Linked DNA regions of Mus musculus: region 2 is linked to region 1. The links are chromatin loops, found by intact Hi-C in ENCODE. Cell type or tissue: heart. All regions are shown on one strand. Each heading gives the region's core, and the rest is flanking DNA. Links, peaks and the distances in the headings are about the cores only.

What was found. A loop is a pair of places that touch in the nucleus more often than their neighbours do. Peaks named below come from ENCODE experiments on the same cell type or tissue, not always from the same donor. Only the 100,000 strongest peaks of a DNase experiment are listed, where the experiment ranks them.
Region 2: it touches region 1 in a loop (2.3-fold over the local background); 17 of 42 quality-filtered maps call a loop at or near these places.

What each region holds. Positions count from the first base shown.
Region 1 is chr8:106,209,049-106,212,630 of GRCm38, forward strand. Slc7a6os (solute carrier family 7, member 6 opposite strand) reads right to left here and starts at 1,885. Exons shown (of 5, transcript NM_001007567.2): 1 at 1,671-1,885; 2 at 1,317-1,583. The coding sequence starts at 1,865. Prmt7 (protein arginine N-methyltransferase 7) reads left to right here and starts at 2,006. Exons shown (of 18, transcript NM_145404.1): 1 at 2,006-2,034; 2 at 3,328-3,523. The coding sequence starts at 3,429. In heart, for the core only: a CTCF peak has its summit at 1,880; a DNase peak (open chromatin) is centred at 1,893; H3K4me3 peaks cover 2,453 bases; H3K27ac peaks cover 1,972 bases.
Region 2 is chr8:106,148,460-106,152,041 of GRCm38, forward strand. Pla2g15 (phospholipase A2, group XV) reads left to right here and starts at 1,895. Exons shown (of 6, transcript NM_133792.3): 1 at 1,895-2,154. The coding sequence starts at 2,028. In heart, for the core only: no CTCF peak of the experiment used is centred there; DNase peaks (open chromatin) are centred at 732 and 1,882; H3K4me3 peaks cover 1,482 bases; H3K27ac peaks cover 1,202 bases.

The DNA.
Region 1 (3,582 bases), core at 685-3,184:
TTTAATCCCAGCACTCAGGAGGCAGAGGCAGGCGGATTTCTGACTTTGAGGCCAGCCTGGTCTACAGAGTGAGCTCCATCTGTACAGCTACAGTGTACTTACATACATAAAATAAATAAGGCTTTTTTTTTTAAAGGTTCAACAGGAGTGAGTATAGACATACAAAATCTAATAAAAACTATTACTTTGAATAGCCAATGCTTGCTAATAAAAACTTTCTGAAAAAAAAAACAAAATGGCGATAAAAGTATCTAATTCATAGTATTTGTGAAGATTAAGAAAAGGAAAATACCACATTAGGAATCTAGCTCAGAGGAAGAACACTTGCCGCAAGTTCCCTTTGTAGTGACAAGTCTGGAATTTTGGTTTCTTTAAAGAACACAGAAACAGTTTATTTTTTTTTTTGTTTTAATCCCAGGTGTGGGGATGTGGGGCTGCTTTGAGCTGTCTAAAGCAGCTGACTATGATTTGCCTCATGCCCTAGCAGAAGTGGTTTTTGTCAGCTGTAGATAGTTTCTGTGACATTTGGAATTCTGGGAACTTCTCAGAGGGTATATATAAATGCTAGAGCCCCGTCTTCAGGGAGGTTGGAGGCAAATTGTTAGTAGTCTGACCATACACTGCACCAAAACCTCCAAAATTGTGAGCTAAAACTCCTTCCATATTTACCTCATTTTTCGTAGCAATGACAGTTTAACATCATCTCTAAATACTGTATATCTTTTAAATAGCCAAATCCACTTTCAAAAGGCCTACATCAATTCTGTTTATTTATTTTGATACACGTTCTCACTGTGTAGCTCTGCCTGGCCTTGAAAGAAGAGATCTATTGATCCATGCCTCTTGAGTATTAAAGGCCTGATCAATCACACACAAAGTTTTTGTTTTTTGCTTTTTGTTTTTTTTTTTTTTGGAGACAAGGTCTCACTATGTAGTCCTTTTTGGGCTGGAACTCAGAGATCCACATGGTACTGCCTCCCAAATGCTGGGAGGGAAGGTGTGTATTACGACACAAGCAAAAGAGAAAGAAAGAAAACCAATCCTAAGGGGCGTGGGTTGCACATGCTTACTTATAATCCCAGCACTGGAGCGACGGAGGCAGAACTGCTGTGTGTCAGAGGTCTGCTTGGGCTCCATAGCCCGTACTATGTCAACCAGAGCTACACAGCAAAACTATCTCAACAGAACAAAAACAACAACAGAAATCAGGTAAAATGAGGTCAACTCTTAGAGATGGATCATCCATTCTTAAGCTTACAGTGTGTATGCTCTTCATTACTGCCTTTGGGAGCAGAGCAGACATATACAGTACTCACTTTGCGGCAGTCGGTGGCAGCAGCCTCTGGGTTTTCCTCCTCGTGGACCAGGTCCAACAACTGGAAGCCCGCATCCCCGACAGCTTCTGACCCACACTGAGGCTCCAAACTGTTCGAGGTTCCCGAGGATCGGTGGCTGGAGACCACCCTGTAGCGGCCCTCTTTACGGACCTCGCGCACCGAGGCACGAAGATCGCGGCGGATACGCAGCTGGCTGCTCCGGGACGGGCGCAAGGCAGCCCGCACAAGCTGCTGGATTGGCTCCTCCTGAGGGGCGTCGGGAAAAGAGATGACTGCGACACGGGCAGCGTTCAAAGATCGCTCCCACAAAGAGTCCATTCACCCTTCTCATACCTGGGATCGCACGGTGGCAACCAACTGGAAGACATTTCTCTCCGCCGCCGCCGCCTCCTGGCCCTCTGGCGTCTCCCGAGCCGCCGACTCGACCTCGCTGCTCCGGGGGCGTTTACAGGCCAGCACGAGCGCCTCGGCGGGCTCCGCGTTGCGCTTCCGCTTCACGCGCAACACCGCAGTCCTGCCGGCCTCCATAGCGGCGATCGCGGAGTACTGTGGGAAGGCGCGGGGCGCGACGGGATGTCCATCCAGTTCAGCGGGCGGGGCCTCACGGAACGTCACGCTACGCCTCGACGCCCCACCCACAGTGGGAGAGGCAAAATGGCCGCGGGAGTGGCGGCGAGTGGATCGCTTCCCACAGCGGGTGAGCTGTTGGGCTTGCTGGGGAGGTTGGGCCGTGGCTGGGCCTGGGTGCAGTCGGTCTTCCGGCCTCATTTTTAGGGCTCTGGCGTTGGGGATATTTGGGTTTCCGGTGTACTTATCTTCCGGGCTGCTCCAGAGTCCACGTGGAGTGGTTCAAGCACCCTGAGCAGGTCTGCCGCAGCGGTCCGCGTGGGTGACTGTCCTTTCTCAGACTGTCGCCGGGCGCAGGACTTGTGTCAGAAGCCTCGCCCCAGTCACTCACACCGGGCGGGACCTCAGTTGTATGCAGCGCCCCTAACCCAGCCGGGAACGGTTCGGTCCCGGGACCGTTCGGGCGGTTTTGCTTCGGGATGGCTTTCTCAGTTCGTATTCTGAGCAGTTTGGGAACCATTCAGTTCACGACACTCACCCGGAGAAGCGCCAGACGTTTGTGTGCCCGAGGTGGACATGCTTTTGATTAAAACACTGGAGTGGCCCTCAGTGCATTTTTAAGTGTGTTCTTAGTGAAACCCTAGCGACATCACAGATAAGCAAGTGTCCTTAATCTGTTGCGGAATAACCACTTCTGCGCTTTTACTGTATAATGTTAGCTCATTGCTCGGCTTACCCTGCCTTCTCACTTGCCTTCACTTGAAGGCTGGACCCCGATGGACTTGTGGGGCCTTTTTAATTATGTAGGAATTTCTGAAAAGTGGCGAAACTTCCAAACAGCCCTATATATTTACTGTAGGCCCCCCCTCACCCCCAAATTTTTCTTCAGACAGGAATCTCATTGTGCAGCCCTGACAGGCATGGAACTCATAGAGATGGTCCTGCCTCTGCTTTTCTAGTGCTAGAATCAAAGACATGCAACGACACGTTGTTCTGTTTTGTTCTTGTTTTATGACAAGGTCTCACAGCATTGCCCAGGATGGCATCAAACTTTAGATCCTTCTGCCTCAGTTTCCTACGTGCTGAGATTTTAGACATGAGCTACCACAACTGGCTTTTATTATAGTTTTTGATGGTATATCCTATATAAAAAATGAAAATTACTCTTGTCAGAAATATCAAAATACTGGTTAATTTTCTTTTGAGATGGGCTGTCACTATGTAGTTCTTGCTGGCCTAGAACTTACTATGAAGACCATGTTGACTTTGAACTTACACAGAGATCTGCCTGTCTCTGCCTTCCAGACCTGAGATTGAAGGTCGATGTTATCATTAATAAAGAATTGTAAGTAACTTTGACATTTTTGTCTGTTTCTTTATTTTTTTTTTCTCTTTGTTTTCTTGTCCTTTCTCTCCATCCTAGGCATTATAATTGATTAGGTTTCTGATATCAAGATATCTTCCTAAGAAGTAAATTAACAAGCCTCACGTTTCTGTGCAAACACTGAGGAGCCAGTTGGCACCATGAAGGTCTTCTGTGGCCGTGCCAATCCTACCACGGGATCCCTGGAGTGGCTGGAGGAGGATGAACACTATGATTACCACCAGGAGATTGCCAGGTACCCAGGGCTGCTGCTCAGCTGGCTGCAGGGGTGCAGGGCTCCTCCATGTCAATTTA
Region 2 (3,582 bases), core at 325-2,824, 61 kb before region 1:
CCTCCCCACCCCCTCTTGGCTCTGGACTTCTGACTGTTCCTAGTCTTGGCAGAGTGTCTCGATGACTCTGTACTGGCCTTCACCAGACCAGTCTGTAGCAACCTCTTACAGATGCAAGAGATTAAAGTAGGAGGCAGTGGGGCCTAATGTATTGGTTAGTGGGCTTTAAAATGCCCTGTTCTCTGGGGCTAGAGAGATGGCTCTGTAGTTATGAGCACTTGTTGCTCTTCCAGAGGCCTACAGTTTGATTCCCAGTACCTATATGGTGCCTCACAACTGTCTGTAACTCTATTACATTAGACTGAAGTCCTCTTTCTGACTTCTGCAGGCACCAGGCATGTATGTGATACACATACATGTAGGCAGAAATACTCATACATCTAAATAAAACAAATAGATCGTTTAAAAACAAAACAAAACAAAACTTTCTAAGCTGTGAGGTGATGGCACACACCTTTAATGCCAGCTCTAGGGAGGCAGAGGCAGGGGGATCTCTGTAAGGTTGGGGCCCAGCTTGGTGAGTACCAGGATACCCAGAACGGCCGAGAGAAATCCTCCTGTCTCAAAAAACCAAAATACAATTTAATAAATAAATAACTTCCTATTTTGCTATAAAAACTAGAATTGTTGGCATTAACGTGGGGTCAGCTGTTTACCAAGAAGAGGGAAGGAAGAGGTGGGGGGTGGAGCAGAAGTCTTGGGACCAAGCAGTGTCCCAGAAGCACAGTTGGCCTTCAGAAGGAAGTATGTAGAGGGTTATTTCTCAGAAGCACTGGTCAGTTCACCCCCAGAGTGTTGGCATATTACTGGGTGTTGAGCCTTTTGCCTACTACCGTCTGGGCCCCAGCTCCTCGCTCCAGTCAGTCTTATGCCCTTCCTGAGTCCTCAGGCTTGCGCGGACAGGGGCTAAAGTGCCAACATGAGCTCTCGAGCCCTGTTCTTTGCAGGGGAATCCTACAGAGAAATGGTTCAGACTTTCAGATCCAAACCACTCCCAACTCTATTCGTGTGCTGCACTTACAGAGTGACAGACCGTTTGAAACAGGCTGATCTCTGGGCCGTAGTGCCGCAAGCCTTTAATCCCAGCACTTGGGAGGCAGAGGCAGGCGGATTTCTGAGTTCAAGGCCAGCCTGGTCTACAAAGTGAGTTCCAGGACAGCCAGGACTGCACAGAGAAACCCTGTCTCGAAAAACAAAACAGAAAGAAAGAAAGAAAGAAAGAAAGAAAGAAAGAAAGAAAGAAAGGAAGGAAGGAAGGAAGGAAGGAAGGAAGGAAGAAAGAAAGAAAGAAAGAAAGAAAGAAAGAAAGAAAGAAAGAAAGAAAGAAAGAAAGAAAGAAAGAAAGAAAGAAAGAAAGAAAGAGAGAAAAAGAAAGAAAAAAGAAAAGAAAGAAAGGCTGTTTTAGCTTCTTCTCCCAGACCTGCTTCTTGGGTTCTAACATGCATTTCTACCGGCAAGGCAGACAGTAAAAGTTTTCTGGACGTGGGCGGCCAAACCTAGATGCCCCTGGGGATGCCAGTGTAAAGGCCGTATAAAGGTCCTGGACAGCTGCTGGTCACCCGAGTTCCAAAACACTAACTTCCTCTTTTTTTGTTTAGAGACCATTCACCCATAGCAAATGAAGGGCATGTTTTTGGTCCTTGTGCTGTGGGAAGGCTAGGAATTAGGAATGAGAACTACTTGAGTGGACTTTGAGAATTGTTCTGTGTTGGGTTCACGGTGAGGTGAGATGGGGCTGTGTAGGAGCAGGGCGACAGCTGGGATGATAAGCGGCTCCCATCGGTTGGTCGATCGATGCGTTCGGCGCGCAGCAAAGTCCCGGAGGTGGGCATGGGCGGGTGGTGAGCTCCGGTGGGAGGGACGCTCGTGGCGGAGAGTTGCAATTGGTAGAGCCTTAGCAAGAGGCGGGTCTTAATTGACTGGTATCTGCGAGCGGTGGGGTTAACTAGCTGAGCTGCGGCCCGGGCCTAGGCACGATCCCTAATCTCTAAAGCAGCCCCTTGGACCTGCGACCACAGTCTCACGCCATGGATCGCCATCTCTGCACCTGTCGCGAGACCCAGCTCCGGAGTGGCCTCCTGTTACCTCTGTTTCTACTAATGATGCTGGCAGACCTGACGCTCCCGGCCCAACGTCACCCCCCGGTGGTGCTGGGTGAGACTCGTGTTCAGGGTGGTGGTGGGTGGATCCTGCAGGATCCAGTGCAGCCAGGGTCTGGTGGGCCAACTGCTCTGTTGTGCATCTGCTTTAAGCACGAAACCCAGAGCATTTGGTTTCTAACCTGGGTCAGTTCGGTTAGCCCACCTCCCGCCATACCGGGCATGGGTGTGGTCTGGAGCCCTCTGAAACGTGAGAGTAAAGGGAATAGATAATGTCTGGCTTTCCACTCCACCTAACTGCAACAGCTCCAAACCTTGCCTCGCCATGCCCCCATTTCTTAGCTGGAAAGACTGAGGCAATTCAACCCTACTTCAGCGGGTTCCTAGGCAGTCTCAGAATCGGTCATTACCTCCTACCCTCTCTATTTCACAGGGAATGAGTGGTAGCAAGTTCTATCCACGCTGGCCCCCAAAAGCATTTCTCTGCTCTCAGCTTATGGAATGGATGGTATTGACTTTCGAGGAGATGGCCTAAGGGAAACAGGGTGGCTAAGGGAAGGGAGGAGAGAGGAATGGGGTTGGGACAACAGTCTTGAACTGGCGTTGAGGGAGTCCGGGAGTCTGAGAGCATGCCTCCACTCTCCGCTTCCAGACCTAATTACTCTAGGCTGTACTGAGGCCAGGTGACATTCCCTGCCCACTTGCTCTTCTGTCTTAGACTTGGCAGCGGAACAGAAATAACAATGTTTCTATGTGGTAATAGGCCAGGCTAAAATCTCTAGGAGTCTTAGATGCCCCATTCAGCCAATGGAAGTCGTTTTGAACTGGTGTTTCGCTGGCCAGGACTCCTGAGAACAGAGACATGCTGAAACGTACGCTATATATATGTTTATGTATGTATATGTGTGTGTGTGTGTATATATATATATATTTTCTTTCTGCTGGAGCATAAATTCCTGTGCTCTTTCTTCCCTTTTTTCTTTTTGTCTTGTCTTAGACAGGGTTTTTCTGTGTAACCCTGGCTGTCCTGGAACGCACTCTGTAGACCAGGCTGGCCTTGAACTCAGATACCCACCTGCCTCTCCCTCCCAAGTACTAAGATCAAGGGTGTATGCCACCATGCCTAGCTGAGAAACCCTCTCTTGAAAAGCAATGTCATTCTAGGTCAGCGAAGGGGATGGGGGATTCTGAGCCTAGGTTCCCTTTGAGATTTGTATACAGCTGGACCTGCCTCTCTCAAGCTTCCTGGATGGTAGTAATAGTGCCTCTCAGAGAGGTCATCCTGAGAGGTGAGAGAGAGAGGTGTGGGAGCGCTGGGGAAGCCTTCCTGGAATATGCAGGAAGTAAGGTGGCTTGGAAGATTGCTCCAGGCTGGTCAGCATGGAACTGGGGGAAGGCAGGAGATATGGGTGGTGTAGAACTTGTGACTTGGTCATCTGGACTTTAACCCTGAGGACCAGTGTGAAGAAGTCACGTGTGAATG